Regions from separate parts of the Homo sapiens genome. Here region 2 is linked to region 1. A link is a loop called in an ENCODE intact Hi-C map of the cell type or tissue named here. Cell type or tissue: K562. All regions are shown on one strand. Links, peaks and the distances in the headings refer to the core of each region. The heading gives the core; the rest is flanking DNA.

Evidence for each region. A loop is a pair of places that touch in the nucleus more often than their neighbours do. Peaks named below come from ENCODE experiments on the same cell type or tissue, not always from the same donor. Only the 100,000 strongest peaks of a DNase experiment are listed, where the experiment ranks them.
Region 2: a loop joins it to region 1, with 2.5 times the contacts of the local background. A loop is called at or near these places in 5 of 110 quality-filtered maps.

The regions. Positions count from the first base shown.
Region 1 is chr2:9,653,940-9,662,264 of GRCh38, forward strand. The region is part of intron 3 of LOC105373418 (a long non-coding RNA gene); the gene reads left to right. It overlaps LOC105373419 (a long non-coding RNA gene), which reads left to right and starts at 6,538. Exons shown (of 2, transcript XR_922779.2): 1 at 6,538-6,898; 2 at 7,067-7,344. RefSeq lists enhancers at 937-1,046, 1,370-1,609, 2,240-2,339, 2,391-2,892, 2,850-3,019 and 1 more. In K562, for the core only: a CTCF peak has its summit at 4,041; DNase peaks (open chromatin) are centred at 1,731 and 2,592; H3K27me3 peaks cover 1,388 bases.
Region 2 is chr2:9,761,472-9,769,796 of GRCh38, forward strand. The region is part of intron 2 of LOC100996549 (a long non-coding RNA gene); the gene reads right to left. Among named protein-coding and RNA genes, the nearest start is that of TAF1B, 78 kb to the right of the region's middle. RefSeq lists enhancers at 2,189-2,483, 4,302-4,852 and a silencer at 7,905-8,014. In K562, for the core only: CTCF peaks have their summits at 4,271 (motif pointing left) and 7,171; DNase peaks (open chromatin) are centred at 2,380, 4,273, 7,180 and 8,160.

The DNA of each region.
Region 1 (8,325 bases), core at 42-8,041:
CTAAATCTCTGGTCGTCAGTTTCTATCTCTGAAAGTAAGAACAACATCTATGTACTAGGACTGGGGAGAGGAGAGAATGATGTGAGATAGAGATTGCGTTGTGTGTGTGTGACTCTATAGAACTATAGTTCTCTGAATGATACTGAGATTAACCTTGGGCAAGCCTCTCTGATCCTTTGCTTATATATACGTGAAATGAGAAGATAAAGGTCCCAGTGAGACTGAATGAGATCATGAGTACGAAAGTGTCCTGTTAGTGAAAATGCACCTGGTCATCATTCCACTACATCTTCCTGTCTGTTTTCTCTTGGCCCTAGAAAGTGCTGTGGAAGCTTGGGGGTGAGTTCTGAAGTGTGTACACAACTGGAACCAGAGCAGCCACTGACTGCCTTGGGCCAGCAGCTTCTGGAGCCCAAACTTGGACCTCTGCATCCCTCCTGGGGCCCCAGCTCTAAGTACTGGGGTACGGTGCTGAATGGGGCGGGGAGGCTGTCAGCTTTCCTAGCTGCCTCTGTGTGCTGTGCTCTCTCCAGGGCCCAGTTCTCCAGGAGAAGGAGCAGGAGCAGGTATGCTGAGGACTCCATGAGAGCCAGCCTTTTGAATAGCAGCAAGTTTGTGGGGGCATCTGGGGACAGGGTCTGGGACAGCCCAGTCCAGCCCAGCCCAGGCAGGGGAGACGGCAACAGCAGCAACTCTGCTAGAAGTGACATGCAGATGTTGGCTGAAAGCCATCTACCCTCCCTCCTTCCTTTTCTTTCATCTTCCCTTTCTTTCCCACTCTCCCTCCTGTCTTCTCTACTCCACTTCTCTCCTTTCTTCCACAGTGCTATGGCTGCCTACGTGATGCCAAGCACCATGCAGTATTAGCAGCCACAGGCTGCTTACCCGGAAAACTGGACTTTTGTGCTCACAGGCTTTAAGAGAGATGGGGACAGCCTGGACTGCATGCAGAGGGAGCCACTAGGGCTGCTGGGGAGGTTCGAGACACGTCACAGGGGTTACCTGAAGGACTGAGGCTATAGCTTGGAGGAGACTCTGAAAACTGTTATCAGATATTCGAAGAACTGTCCATTGAAAGAAGAACAAAAAAAATTTTTTCCCAGCCAGGCATGGTGGCTCACAACTGTAATCCCAGAACTTTGGGAGGCTGAGGTGGGCAGATCAACTTGAGGCCAGGAGTTCGAGACCAGGCTGGCCAACATGGCGAAACCCCATCTCTACTGAAAATACAACAAATCAGCTGGGTGGGGTGGGGTGTGCCTGTAGTCCCAGCTTGGGAGGCTGAGGCCCGAGAATTGCTTGAGCCAGAGAGGCGGAGGTTGCAGTGAGCTGACAGCATGCCACTGCACTCCAGCCTGGGTGACAGAGCCAGACCCTGTCTCAAAAAAAAATTTTTTTTTCTTTTTTTCTGTGAAACCCAAAAGGAACAATTAGGTAGAGAGTTTCAGCTCTGTATCTGAGTGTCCTTTCATAATCTGAATTGTCCCAGGGTGGAAGAGGCTTCCCTGGAAGGTGAGTTCCTTGTCACCAAAGACCCTCAAGGACAGCAGGGACCACTCGGTGGCCAGAATGCTGGAGAGGGGAATTCAAACTTTTGCTGCAGTGGGAGTGCGTCAGACTCGATGACTGTCAGACTCTGGTCTTCCTTCGATCTTTGAGCTGAGAGTGGAAGAAGATGAAGTGTGACTTAGCTATTCAACCACGCCACAACCCCAAGCATCTTTAGTTTTTGTTCTGATTTTTATCTTCAGTAGCTGACTGACTGGGCATGAGTAATTCCAACTCCCCAGGCCGGGTGCACTTCACAGGCATGTTTCAGAATAAAATAGAACCTATGGCTCCAGCCCACCTTGACTGTGGTCACCAAAGATGCTTACCCTGACCCTGGGGTAAGAAATGAGCCCTTGGAGGGTCCTGGGTGTGCCCAGCCCCCACTGATGTGACTGGCAGCCCCCACCACAGTCTGCAGCCCCAGGCAGGGAAGCCTCCCCCTCCAAAGTTCTAGAGGGTTTTTAAAAATGTTTAAAGACATTTACAGCAAAACAAAATCAATTATCAAGTTTTGAGTCACCTCTCTTGCAAATAGAAACTTTTCTGTAAGAACTGCTTCTACTAGGCTGGGTGTGGTGGCTCATGCCTGTAATCCCAGCACTTTAGGAGGCTGAGGTGGGCAGATCATGAAGTCAGGAGTTCGAGACCAGCCTGGCCAACATAGTGAAATACTGTCTCTGCTAAAAATATAAAAAATTAGCTGGTCGTGGTGGCGTGCGCTTATAGTCCCATCTACTCAGGAGGCTGAGGCAGGAGAATCGCTTGAACCCGGAGGCGGAGGTTGCAGTGGGCCGAGATTGCACCATTGCACTCCAGCCTGGGTGACAGTGTGAGACTCTGTCTCCAAAAAAAAACAAAAAAAACAAAACAAAGAACAAGAAACAAAACAAAAGAACCGCTTCTACTGGGAAAGAAAACCAGAGAGAAAACCATTTATAGATTATCTCAGATTTACAAGTGAGAACCACAGGCCTGACCCCAGTTCACCTATGCCAGGGCTGAGTCTACACAGTCAACAGCCTCAGGATGCAGGGATGAGTCAGTGTGAAACAAAGACTCAACCCCCATCTAACGGAGCCCTTTCCCTGCTGTGCTCAGCCTGCACGGAATCTGCTTCTAGACAACCCAGACAGCCAGAAGCCAATGCATCTGACTGAGAGGAGTGGATAATGACTTCCCTTTTTAAAAACTTTCTTATTGGCTGCGCACGGTGGCTCACGCCTGTAATCCCAGCACTTCAGGAGGTCGAGATCGGCGGATAGACTTGAGGTCGGGAGTTTGAGACCATCCTGGCCAACATGGCGAAACCCCATCTCTGCTAAAAATACAAAAATTAGCTGCGTGTGGTGGTGCACGCCTGTAGTCCCAGCTACTTGGGGTGCTGAGGCACGAAAATCACTTGAGCCTGGGAGGCAGAGGTTGCAGTGAGCCTAGAAGACAGAGCAAGACTCCATCTCAAAACAAAAACCAAATAAACAAAACACCTTTCTTATTGAGGGGTAGCACATCTGCCACCAAGCATGCTTCTGATGGTCCCTCTAGAAGTCTCTTCCCCGGTATCTGGATTTGAGTGGGGTGACAAAAAGGCTGAACATGACTGGAGCCTATGCTATGGCTTCTGTCCCCTAAGTCCCCAGAGCTCCTCTGGTGTCTGTCCTCTCTGAAGCTTGGTTCTTCAGCTTTTCCATTAGGACTGTGAGTTCTCTCACATCCGGAGGTCGCTTCTGTTGTTTACAATCAAAGAACCTTGACAAAGAGAAAGTGCCTACTTGGTCTCCGTAGCTCCAGGGCCAGTGTGTGGCCTGACACACAGTCAAGTTCAAAAATGTTTAACTAAGTTGAACTGTGATGACTCCCCCCCTTTCAGTCTGGGGATCAGAGACAGAGTTGCCTGGGTGTCCTTGATGGAAGAAGCTCTTCCTGATCACTTTGGCTCGAACGGCACTTGCAGGAGAACCTGCTCAGTGCCCTTGGCCCCAGGCCGGGGGTACCACATGACTCTGTGCAAAGCTTTGCAGAAACTAATGGGACCCTAACCCCATCTTGAGAGCTTGCTTCCTCCTTCCTGTTAGGCATGAGCCCGATGCCAAGGCCCTGTGGAATTCTGACCTAACTTTCCCACTTCCAGCCTTCCCAAAACAAAGTTTCTACTTCTCTCCTGCCTCTCTGTTCAACCCCTAACCACCCAATTCTGCTTCTTCTAGGAGTTCTCAAAACACTAATAACAGTATTTAAGTGTATTAGCTGACTGAACGTACAGGAATGTTAAGAATCAGAAATCAAATTGGATTTTATAAAAATGAGGGTTTAGAAGGAAGGTTTTAATACAGGCGATTAAGCTGTAGGCTCCAGAATGGGGGAAGGTGTGAAGCCCCACACCTTTTCTCTCTTCTCCAGTGCAGACTCCATCCAGCACTCACTGTCAATGTTACTGCCATGGAAGTTGGTTAATCACTGCTGCGAGGTGGCCTCCAGGGGTGGTGTGGTATTGTTTCTTAACTGCACGCAAGGCTTGAGGACTTAACTCCTCTTTGTCCCTCCACCTTCTGCTCACAGAGGGTAGAGATTGTCTCACTCATCTTTGAACACGCAAAAAAGCTACTCAGTAAACGAGCAGTGGATAGATGATGCCTCCTGGAGCCTATTATTGCTTTCCTTTTTTTTCCCAAATGTAACCTTGTTTATAGACATTTCTCATAAAAGTAGAGAAAATTGCATACTACCATATTATACCTACCACCCAGCTTCAACAATGATCATCATTTTGCTATTTTTAGTTCATCTACACTCGCACCAACATTTTTTTTTTTGCTAGAGTCTTTTAAAGCAAATCTCAGTCATCATGTAATTTCATCCATCAAGATTTCAGTATAGATTTCTAATAGGAAAGGACTTCAAAAAAACAAACTCAACTACATGCCATTCTCAGACCTAACAGAATATATTTCTTTTTCTTTTTTGAGGGGGGTGGGTGGGGGGAAATGGCGTCTTGCTCTGTCGCCTAGGCTGGAGCATCACAGCTCGCTGCAACCTCGACCTCCTGGGCTTAAGCAATCCTCCCACCTCAGTCTTCTGAGTAGCTGGGACCACAGGCACATGCCACCACGCCCAGCTAATTTTTAAATTTTTTGTAGAGACAGGGTCTCCCTACGTTGTCCAAGCTGTTCTCAAACTCCTGGGCTCCAGTGATCTTCCCATCTTGGCCTCTCAAAGTGCTGAGATTACAGGCATGAGCCACTGCGCCCAGCCAATAAGTTTCTTAATATTATCCCACATGTAGGCCACATTCCGTTTTCCTCAGTTGTCTCAAAACAGTCTTTTTACTGTTGGTTTGTTCAAATTAGGATCCTTAAAAGAGTAAGTGTGGTGTTGGATGGGTATGTTTCTTATGTCTGTTCCCCTTCTTTTTTTTGTTTTTGTTTTTTTAAATGCCATTTAATTGTGGAAGAAACCAGGCCATGAGTCCTGCAGACATTTTCCACAGTTGTTTGGATTTGGCTGATGGCATCCCCACGGTGACATTGAGCACACTCCTCCATCCCGGGGTAGCAGAGGTTTGCATGCCACACTGCCTGGGCATGCCTGGTTTCAGCATTGCTTACATTCTGGAAATTGTGGCCCCACGTTAAGCACTGCAGCTGTTATTCTGCTTCACTGACTCATGGTTTTCTCCTGAACATCGTGTGTGTTCGTCGGGAGAGGGAGGTAATGGGGGAAGGACTAACGCTCCCAGGACAACCATTAACCAATGAAATGGCTGGGCACAGCGGCTCATGCCTGTAATCCCAGACTTTAGGAGGCCGAGGTGGGAGGATCACTTGAACTCAAGAGTTCCAGACCAGCCTGGGCAACATAATAAGACCTTGCCTTTACAAAAAAAATTAAAAATTAGCTGGGCATGGTGGCATGTGCCGGTAGTCCCAGCTACTCAGGAGGCTGAGGCAGGAGGATCCTTTGAGCCCAGGAAGTTGAGGCTGCAATGAGCGGTGATTGCACCACTGCATTCCAGCCTGGGCCACAGAGTGAGACTCTGTCTCAAAACAAAACAAAGAACAAAAAAAAACAAAAAGAAAAATCCAATGGGGCTGAGCATGGTGGCTCACACCTGTAATCCCAGCACTTTGAGAGGCCAAGGTGGGTAGATCACTTGAGGCCAGGAGTTTGAGACCAGCCTGGCCAACATGGTGAAACCCTGTCTCTACTAAAAATACAAAATTTAGCCAGGCGTGGTGGCACATCCTTGTAATCCCAGCTACTTGGGAGGCTGAGGCAGGAGAATCGTTTGAACCCAGGAGGTGGAGGTTGCAATGAGCAGAGATGGTGCCACTGCACTCCAGCCTGGGCAACAGAGCGAGACTCCATCTCAAAAACACACACACACACACACACAAACAAAAAACCCAGTGGTACCTACATTCTCCAACTTCCCCATCCTCTGGTCGGATAACTCTGAGGTACATTCTGCATGGTTCTTCAGAGGATCCCCAGCAAGACTGAGCCTCTATTACCCACAATAGTAACCATCCTTTGTGGGCCTTTATTATTATTATTATTTATTACCATACATTATACTTAATCTTCATCATTCATGTATTAAAACAGGGTGCCCACCCTTTGTCAGTAACACACACTCATTGTCTTTTCTTCTGGGTTTTCACCCTCCCACACTCCTTCCTGAGACCATCTCCCAAATAAATGACCTGCTCCCAAATCCCGGTCCCAGGCTCTTCTCTCGATGGAACCCAAGCTAAGACACCTTCCTGTGTCTAATAAATCATGGTTAGCTCCAGAGCTCAGCTGGATGCAGCTTCCTCGCTTTCTCGTTTTGGCACGTTGGCGTCTCCGGCACTGCTGTGTGCTTCCCACTGTGTTGCGTGGGCCCGGCGGAGCCCGCTATTCCGTCAGTGGCAGTGGATCTGTGGGAGGGGCCTCTACTCGTCTTCTGTGATTTCAGCCTTACAATGCTAGGGGTCTGCCTCACACAGTCAGGGGCCTACCTCTCACGTTTCTTTGTCACCTGTTCGGGGCTGCTCCCTGCATTTATGTCTGAACCTTTCCAAAGCTGGTTGAATTCCCGCCTGCAGGTAGCGCGAGGGTCGTTCAGCAGCAGGAGGCGGGGGTCTGGCTGCCCTCATACCAAACTCGTTCCCTCTACCTCACCAGGGTCTCAATGTGTGAGTCATTTCAACTGAGGGTGTTAGGTTTTCAAGTCCACAGGATGGAATACTTAGTGTCACAGAAATAGAAGCTCATCAAAGGTGTGCTTTGCCGGACTGGGTGGCTGCTCACCAATTCATGGGAGGCTTAGCACATCGTAATGGAAAAGCAGAGAGGGCGTGTAAGCCGGGTGAGTGTGTGTGAGTGTGAGTGTGTGAGTGTATGCATGTGAATGTGTCTCCAAGACTTCTTTCCCCCTCAACTGGCAGAAATCACTGCTTGTTCTATATGCCTACTCCTTCTAATTTCTCCATCTGAGAAGCCTCCCCCATTCTGTATTCCCTCTCCCTACCCCCAGTTAGTTTCCTGCCATCCTGCAATGCCTGAAATCGAGCCTGTTGAAGTGGGAGGTAGCCTGATAAGTGAAGATAGCTCGGAATTTCGAATTAGAAGACTCGATGATTTACTGTGTGACCCTGGATCATTCACTGAGCCACTCTGGGCCCTATTTTTCTTATCTTTTAGTTGAACATAATACATATAGGTAAGTTATAATGCTTCGACTTGACAAATCAAAAGACAGCATGCATAATGAAAAAAGAATATTGTATGTAGTAAAGCTTTGTATGAATGAGAGAGAGTACTTTTCTGCCTCAGTGGAAATAGATTTTCAGTTCTCTCTTGGACAGACTTTGATAGGAATAGAAAATGAGGATTGAACTAGTCTGTTTCTGTTGTCTCTGCAAACAACAGAAACAGAAACAGACTCAGGCTAGTTGACATAGAAAAGAGATTTATTGACAGTATATTGGGTAGCCCTTAGACTTGCCAGAGGGCTGCAGAGACAGGCGTGGGAAATAAACAGGAGCTGAGAACTGGGCAATGACCACAGCCTTGGCCAGGGCCACAACACGAACGGACACGGCTGTGACCAATTCGGAACACAGGGCAGTGGGGCTTGCTGTTCCGCTGCTGCAGCCCTCTGGAACCATCCGTGGCTCTGTGGTTGCCGTTCCTTTCAGGCCTGCCTGGAAGGGGCTGGGACTGTGGTGGGCCTCTAGGGTTTCCCCCCAGAGACAAGGCCTCACTCTGTTGCCCAGGCTGGAGTGCAGTGGCACAAACATGGCTTACTGCAGCCTTGACCTCCTGGCCTCAAGCGATCCTCCTGCCTTGGCCTCCCGAGTAGTTAGGACTACAGGTATGCACCACTGCACTTGGATACTTTTTTATTTTTATTTTTTATAGAGACAGGGTCTCACTATGTTGCCCAGACTGGTCTTGAACTCCTGAATTTAAGTGATCCTCCTGCCTCGGCCTCCCAAAGTGCTGGGATTGCCAAGTGTGAGCCAGTGTGCCTACCTGGGATTTCCACTTCTGTGTAGGAAATGGGCTGAGGGAGGAGAGACCTTATTAATAGGTGGAGGCAGCTGTGGGATGAGGCGGGAAACCTTGGAGGCTGACAAAGGCCAAGATGAATACTGATGCTGTCATGCTATTGATTATTGATCTTGGACATGATGTCCTGACAGGTCTGTTGAGGTTCCATTATGACAGAGCACCGTGGTGGCCACAGTGGTAGGTGGGACAGAGCCTCTGCTTTGAACTTAGAAAACACAT
Region 2 (8,325 bases), core at 263-8,262, 110 kb after region 1:
GAGGGGAGAAAAACAGAAAACAGACGTTTATGTTGTTGAGTGTTAGACAAAAGGCCCCACGTCCCCTGCTTCTGAGTGAGAATGACGATGTGCTGTAGGATGACAGGGCCCTTTGGAGGTTCTGTCTGCAAGATAATCTGTTTGCAGATGAGCTCCAGGCACGGGGAAGGTGCGTGGTGTCAGTGTGGCTTGCTGAACTCACAGCAAGCCATTTCAGGGATGCTGGGACGGAAGCCGCCCTCCCTTTCCTGCCTCTGCTTCCAAGTTCTTTCTCTGCAGCCCTGTCAACGCGCCGCCTTTGCTTCATAGCACATCTCCTAATGGGCTCTGGCGGTGCTGAGGCAGCCTTCATATTCCATTTGTTCCTTGGATAATAAGCTTAGCCTCGAAGCCAAAAGAGAAAGCCCTGATGACTATTAAATACACATGCACGGGGCTGACTGCTCCCCAAAACCCCCAGCTGGACATCGCACCAGCTCAGCAAGGCCATTTGCATCCAGGCAAATGGCCCTCAGTGACTAATAGAAATCCACCTCTATCTTGGCAAGGAAGGCCTTCAGCATGCAGCATTAATTTGGTTTGCACAGTGGGATGGAACACATCTTTAGTTCCTTTTAGGGAACTGACTTACGCTTTCTCCAAAGGGTGCTTCCTGGGGGCTCCCAGACATTGGAAGTGCTGGGTGTAACTCGTCTCAGGGGCTCCCTAGTCCCAAGCACAATCTGCCTTATTTTTTTTTTCCAGTTTTACCGCTCAGAGAGGATTGTGATGACGAGGTCACCTGGATCCTAATAACGCTTCAAGTCATCATTAGGGATTGATGCATTTGGCCTGGCATGGACAGCACCGCTGCAGCTCACAGCCAGAATGATTCTGTCTGGCTTCCCCCTCCACACCAGAAGTCTGGAAATGCAGCCTGTTCTTTTCCATTTGGAGTCCCGGGATCTGGGTTATTATTGCCAAAGGCAAAGGAATGAGTTTCTAGAATTATAACTTGGAGGAGCAATGCACCAGGGAGTAAACCTAGGAAGTTTCCAGAAAGCTAGAAGGTGATTATCTCCACAGTGTACTCTGAATGTGAAAACCCAACTAACAGAACATTCAGACGTAAGTGCAGGACTCCTCAGCCTGTCTCCACCAGGACTTTTAGTCAGTCTAGGAGGGCAAGAAAGATCACTTCAATTTTAGGATCTTACTGCACTCTTGGGGCAAAAATAAGCCTGTGGCCTTCGGGGGTCTCCAAGACACCTGCTCAATAAGGATGTTTAGTCTCAACCTCCAGAATGAACTAGGCTCAATTCAAATAAAATTGGTGAGGACCCACTAGTGCCGGGTGGGAGGTGACTAAGGTGGGTACAGGGGAAGGGATGTCCTCAGTCCTATGGTCATGGGCTTGCTGGCTGGGCCCTCACCCCAGAGAGCAGTCGCCCAGGGGCTGCAGCACCAGAAGGCCTTCCCCACTGTTAAAGCCTAAGGCCTTGTCCGGGAAGACTAAGGCCTGGAGGAAATCACCTGGCGAAGAACTGGGACTAAAGGGCTGTGCTTTGTGCCAGGATCAGGCATTTTCCAGGTTTTCTGAGCAGATCGTGTGGTACATGGGCAGGGCCAGCACATACGGTTGTGCATGTTGTCCACTGTGCAAGGACATCCAGCTGAAAGGTGAGCGAGGGCTAGATTCCAGCATGCCTGCCGCTCACCACACTGTGTGCCCATGGTGTTGCGTCTGTCCAGAAGGGGCATCCTTCTCTAAGTCACACAGACAGACCCTGTGGGCTCGCTAGGGCCCTGGACATGAGGAGAATGAAACACCCCAGGGAAGGGGTCAGCGAGATTTGGCTGAGCAGCACAGGGCTGCAGACAGGATGGAAAATACTCCCTTTACCACACTGGCTGCCTTGCCTTTGGTGCTTTGGAAGGGAATTGCAGGAATTAATAACCAAACTCACTCTATTCCATTCCTAGCACCTTGTACACATTCATGGCCATGTTAACTCTACCTATGCCTCCTCCTGGGCTTGCGTGCAGTTATTCCCAGCGAATCCCTGCAGGTGCTGTAAGAGACAGATCTCTGCACAGGCGGCTCGTCCTGCCAGCTGGAGTCAAGGTTATCTCATCCAGGCTGGCCAAAACCCATAAGCAGCCCTCTTTCAGAATTCTGCCTGCTGTGCTACCTAAATATAGTTCATGTTACCTGTCTTTTAAAAATATTTCTAGCCTCTCTTTTTTCCCCTGTATATTCATGATTTAATTTTGTATGCCACTTTTTTCCGTTGCTACATGCTAAGCATTTTCCATAGTGCCACGTCATTTCCACACTGCCCTGTGTCATTATGGCTGTATTATCGCCAGCTAAGCAGGGCTCTGTAGTCTGACTAATCATTATCAAATGGTTTACTTAGCAGACACATGTCCCCCTGGTAGGAAATGTTAAGTGAGGGGTAGAAGATCTCTCCTCAACTCTGTTCTATTCAACATTTTTGCTGATAGCCAAGATGAAGGTGTAGCATGCAGACCACTCAACAAATTGGCAAAAGACACAGAACTGGAAAGGGTAATACATTGTTTGGACAAAGTAATCAAGATTCAAGATTGCCCAGCAATGCTTCCCTGGAAGCTTCTTCTTACCTACCCCTGTCTGCATAGGGTTTTGTCAGAAAACATTTTAAATGGTCCACTTTCAAGGCATGATAAATCTAAGCACTGGCAGCCAGCCCGTGAATGTAACAAATGGCACAGCTCATGCACCTGGAAGGTCTTGATAAACAAACAGAATGTAGAAGAGGGGTCAGCCCATAAAAGGGAAGAAAGTTCTATTATTGGGAAATTGAAACTTAAGAGGGGAAGAGGACAGGGTATAACCTTATAAGGGGGATAATGGCACTTAGGCAACATCCAGGAAGATTGTCACCCCACAGTACTCAACCATGAGGAACTGGGGGAGGGACTTGTGTGCTAGGAGATAAATTACCTGCTGTAGCTGCCCCAGATGTGCCTGCCTACTGGCCACCCGATCTTGCAAGACCTCTATTAAAAGTCTCACTTTTGCTGTTCTTTGTCCTCTGAGTCCATTGTTTGGGTTTGCACAGATGAGCGTGTTTCTCCCAGTTTTACTCAGCAGCCACAACCACAGCAGGTGGCTCATTGGTGCAAGGTGGGCAAGAGACCCGAACTGGGCCAGAGAACCTTCCTGATGATTTTGGAATTGGGGCTTACAGATTCCAGGCGTCTCCAGGTGGCTTGAGCATAGCACATCAGCTACGGAGACACTGTGGCTGTGTTTTGTCTTGTGACCCCGAAGTGGAGGAGGCTGGCTGGGAGACAGACTCAGCGAGAAGGAAGGTGCAGAGAAAAGCAAGAGAAAAGAGAGGCAACTAGAACCCTGCTTCATTTGTTCCTGAAGCCCAGTCACATTTCTGCCCCCTTATTCAGAAAGTCCATATCATGAGAATACAATCCCTCAGCCTGGCATCTGTGTTCATTGCAGCTGAGAAGGTCCCAGTGAAGCCAGCAGACAGAAGATCTGCAGTCTTGGTCTCCAGTTGACTCAAAGTTCAACAGAGTCAACAGGCTGCAGAAGAATCAAGCCCCAAATTGGGGGAAAGACCACATTTGGAGGGTGACAGTTTTGGTGTGACCTCAGCAAACAGTAGGATGCCTGAAGAAGTCCCCTGGACAGTAAAATCAGGCTCTACACTCAAGGGCTGAAAGAATTAGATAAATTTTGGCAGAAGAAGGGAAGAAGATTTGGCAGAAAGACACATTTGTCATATAGGGTGTGGAGAACCAAGGTCAGAACTAGGACAAACAAATGAAAGATGCCTGAATGCAAATTTTGGCAAGTTTTTTTCTAGCAGGTATCTGCTAGTGGATGGGGTTTCCTGGGAAGAGGCAGCCAACAGGCAGGAGTTTTAGCAGAGGCTGGGTGGCCGCACGTTGGGTAGGTGAACCTCCTGAACAGAGGTGGTTGGACACATCCAACCCCAGCCCATGGTTCTGGGGTTGGTGTGAAGTGGCATTTTCCCTATCTTCTGTAGACTGAGAAGTGACCCTCTAACAGATGTTTCAGAAATCCCAGGAGTAGAACGTTTGCCTTGAACTCCTCCTCCCAAGCAGTCCCTCATTTAGGAAATCACCCCAATGGAAGCAGCAAAGGAAGCTTTCTCTGAGTGAAGGGCAGTGCCCACAGTGGCCTGCCAAGAGTATGTGGCCCTCCCTGACTGTCCCTACCTCTGGTGGGAACCTAGAGGGGGCGGGAGGACATATGAGTAAGTGCACCCCCTAAAGGACACAGGGGCTGTTGCCTTGCAGAGGGTCACATGCTGGGCTTGCCTGGCGAACTGGAATCTCTCAATTCAAAGTCCACAGGCAGACAGGGAAGTAATTTCCTAGAAATTAAGTCTGAACACTACAGAGCCTCTCCTCAAAGAGTGAATATGGGCCGGCAGCTGGGGCACACGGGGGCCTTGTGTGTGCATGTGTAAGGGTGTGTACTGTTACGTGTGTGCACATCCTCACACACGTATACACCCTCACACATGTACATATGCTTATGTGTGCACATACCCTCACATCTGTACACACACACCTGCCTCTACACACCCACATGCACACACGCTCACACACCAGGGCACCTCAGAGGAAGATTTCTTCTCTTCTGAGGAAGTCGGGGAAGCTCCTGGCAGGAGAGTTGAGCTGGGCCGACCTGAGGCTGCAGGCCCAGGAGGCTGAGGACTGGGAAATGGTGCAGGGCCCAGCAAGCCGCAGAAACCTGCCCCCAGGCTGGGCATGTCAGCACAGTGACCACGCAGCAGCAGCCCCGCAGGCGGGGGCTCCCTCCCCAGCCCAGAAGGTTCCCTATAGGGTGCAGAGCGGCCGGCCAGCCCTGGGCCCACTCCAGTTAGAGCTGAGCCAGCAGTGTCTGTACTCCACCAGCCCTGCCCCCGTGGCCCAGGCTTGTTGCTTCCTCCCGCTCCTGGAGCAGGGCCCTGACTTGTTCACACCTCCCAGGCTTGTCCCCCACCTCCCACTCGGTTCCCAACACTGTCCACAGACATTCTTTTAAAGGAGACTTTGCTTGCATCACTGCCCTGCTTAAAACTCAACAGTGACCCATTCCTCAGCCAAAAAGCAGGTCTTCTTCAGCCTAGCGTTTTAGAACAATAACACATTTCTCAAGCCCTGATCTGAGTGTTTTTACATACACAGTTGACCCTTGAACAATACGGGTCCACTTATGCACAGATTTTTCTCCATCAATGTTATACTATACACTCGCCCTTCCTGCCTCCCCTCCCTGCCTCCCCTCCCATCTCCTCTACCTCTTCTGCCTCTGCCACCCCTGAGACAGCAAGACCAACCCCTCCTCTTCCTCCCCCTCCTCAGCCTACTCAATATGAACACAGCAAAGATGAATCTACTTCCCCTTAATGAATGGTGAGCATGTTTTCTCTTCCTGATGATTTTCTTAATAACATTTTCTCCTCTCTAACTTACTGTATTGTAAGAATACGGTGTATATATATTATATATACTGTATAAAGTATGTATTAATCAACTGTTTATGTTATCAGTAAGGTTTGTAGTCAACAGTAGGCTATTAGTTAACTTTCGGGGGAGTCTAAGGTTATATATGGATTTTTTTTTTTTTTGAGACAGGGTCTCCCTCTGTCACCCGGGCTGGAGAGCAGTGGCATAATCATGGCCCCCTGCAGCCTCGACCTTCTGGGCTCAAGCAATTCTCTCACCTCAACCTCCTGAGAAGCTGGAACTACAGGCGCATGCCACCATACCAGAGTGTTTTTATTCTACTGTTTGTAGAGACAGGGTCTCCCTATGTTGCCTAGGCTGGTCTTCAACTCCTGGGCTCAAGTGATCCTCTCACCTCAGCCTCCCAAAGTGCTGGGATTACAGGTGTGAACCACTGCGCCAGCCTTCACATGGATATTCAACTCCATGGGGGTGGGGGCCAGTGTCCCCTAATCCCCGCTGTTGTTCAAAAGTCAACTGTATTTGCCTCTTCGTCCCCACAATCACCCCCTTGAAGTAAGCATTATTATTATGATTATCTGCATATTATAAGTGAGGGAACTCAGGCAGGAGGAGGAGGTCATCACTTGCCCACTAGCACAGACAACAGGGGACAGATCCAAATTCAAACCCAGACAGTCTGACATCTCAGCCCACACCCTTGCAGCTCAAAGTGTGGTCCCTAAACCAGCACATCAGCATCACCTGAGAGCCTGTTAGAAATGCAGAGGCTCAGGCCCCCCAACTCTGCTGAGTCAGGAAGGTCCCCGAGATCTGAGAAGCTCTGCTTGTGCTTCAGAGCCAGGTCCCCTCTCACCCACCTGCCTCAGCTCTGTCAGCCCCCTGCCTCTGCTTGTGCCGTCCTTCAGCCTGGAGCTCTCTGCCCCGGTGTGTGGACCCTCCAGGTCCCCCACCACGTCCACAAGTAGCTCGCGTGCTCCCTCCTCTTCTGACCTCCCTGGTCTGTGGCTCCCCCATCCCCTAGGGAAGGATCGGTCCCTCCCACCCTGAGCTCTCGACGCAAGGTCGTGCCTCGGTTATTGTTCTGACATTGCAGAGGGTATCTGTGAGTGAGTTGGACTTGACGAGTTCCCCTTTTTGTGTGAACGCATGCGTGAATACACACACCTTGTGCTCCTCGTGGAACAGGAGAGCCGGCCTCTGAACCCCAGTCCCTGTACCTGTCAGCCGGGGCTCCCCTCCTTCTCTTTCCCACCTCCTTGAATCCAACTCTGAGGACCTTGGTCTTATGTTGTCCTACATGCCTGGCCTGATCCCTAATGAAGCCCTTGATCTCAGAACTCAATGCATCATTCCCCACCAGCCAGGAGGAGCCGGACAGCTTTGCCTGCCTTTTGCCTTTCCCTTCTGATACTTTCCCCTTGATCTCAAGCCCTGTCGGTAGCAAAGGGCAAGCAGGGGCCTCCCAGCACAGCAGCTGGTGCCCTTCGCCACTGCTCACCCCTCCCTGCCCCAACACCTGGCCTTGGTGGCTGAGGGCGATTGGGAGGGGTTTGGCTGGGCGGCAGCAGCCAGCACAGAGGGCCCAATCTGGCCCGAGAGGCAGGTGAGCAGAGCGCTGGAGGGAGCAGGCAGGAGAAGAGCAAAGGCTTGGGAGCTGAATCCTGTCTCCACAGCGTCCCCTGCGGCCTCACTCCTCAGCACTTCGGCTCCCTCCTTCTCAGCTGGGGAGAATGAGACAGCCCACGAGGCTGAGGCCATTATGAGGATGAGAGGAGGCGGCTCGTGTCAAAAGAACTGAGTATTTAGCCAATCACCATTTGATGGACTTCTGGACAGTCGGAACTGGAGTTCATAAGGAATCATTACCAGGCAGGGAAGCTGTGTCCCGTGCAAGGGGGCACGGCCAGCTGTTAACAGAATGAGACGACGCTTCTTGCACCCTGTAGTGCTGCCCGTGGCCCTCTGTGGCTCCCCTTCGTTGATTAGGAAAATGGAATCAGGGTAGCGCCTTGGGAGAAAATGCCGTGGATCCCAGGGCCAAAGCTCATTGTGCCCTTGGTGAGCTGTTTGCCCTGAGGAGAGCCCAGCAAAGATGGCTCCCAAGTCGTCTCCTTCAGCCACTGCTGGGCCTGGATGTCCCTAGAAAGTGGGCCAAAGCCAGGTCATGTTCCTGTCGTTGGGGAAGTGGAAAAAAAGGGGCTGCCATCCCGCCTCTCTGACAAACACAGGGAGGTGCCCCCGTGCCTCCGCCACTCTGCCAGGGATACAGACAGACACTCAGGAAGCACCACAGGCCCCAAGAGGCACAGGCACACTGACAAAAGCAAACCCATACCGGGGACACAGATACCACACACATTTAGTCATCGCTGGCGGCCCCCAGGTGCCAGAGACTCTCACAGAAGCTCAAGGACTCGAATGAGGTGTTGGTGTGTTTAACACCCATGCCCCCCCCCACACACACCTGTGTATGCCCACATGCTGCCACTCTGACCTGTGGGTGGGGGCAGGCATGTGAGTGGGCTCTGAGTCTTGGCCTGAGCAGGTGCGTGGGTGTCCCCCCCGCACTCAAATGGGCAGCTGGAAAGGAAGGTCAGGCTCAGGTGCGCAGAGCACAGTGGCCCTGAGCGGGGGTGGTGGGCGTTGCCATGGAGATGACAGCCAGAGAGGCAGCACTGCAGGCGAGCTCCGTGTGGGCGGCTGCTGAGCCCGCAGATCCACAGATCTCAGGAGGGACTGGGCAGTGCTGGAGGCTCCAGGATGGGAGCGGGGGGGCTCTTGAGGTGGGGGTGAAGCTGAGGAGCTCTGGAATGGTCATGAATTTGTGGTCTTGGC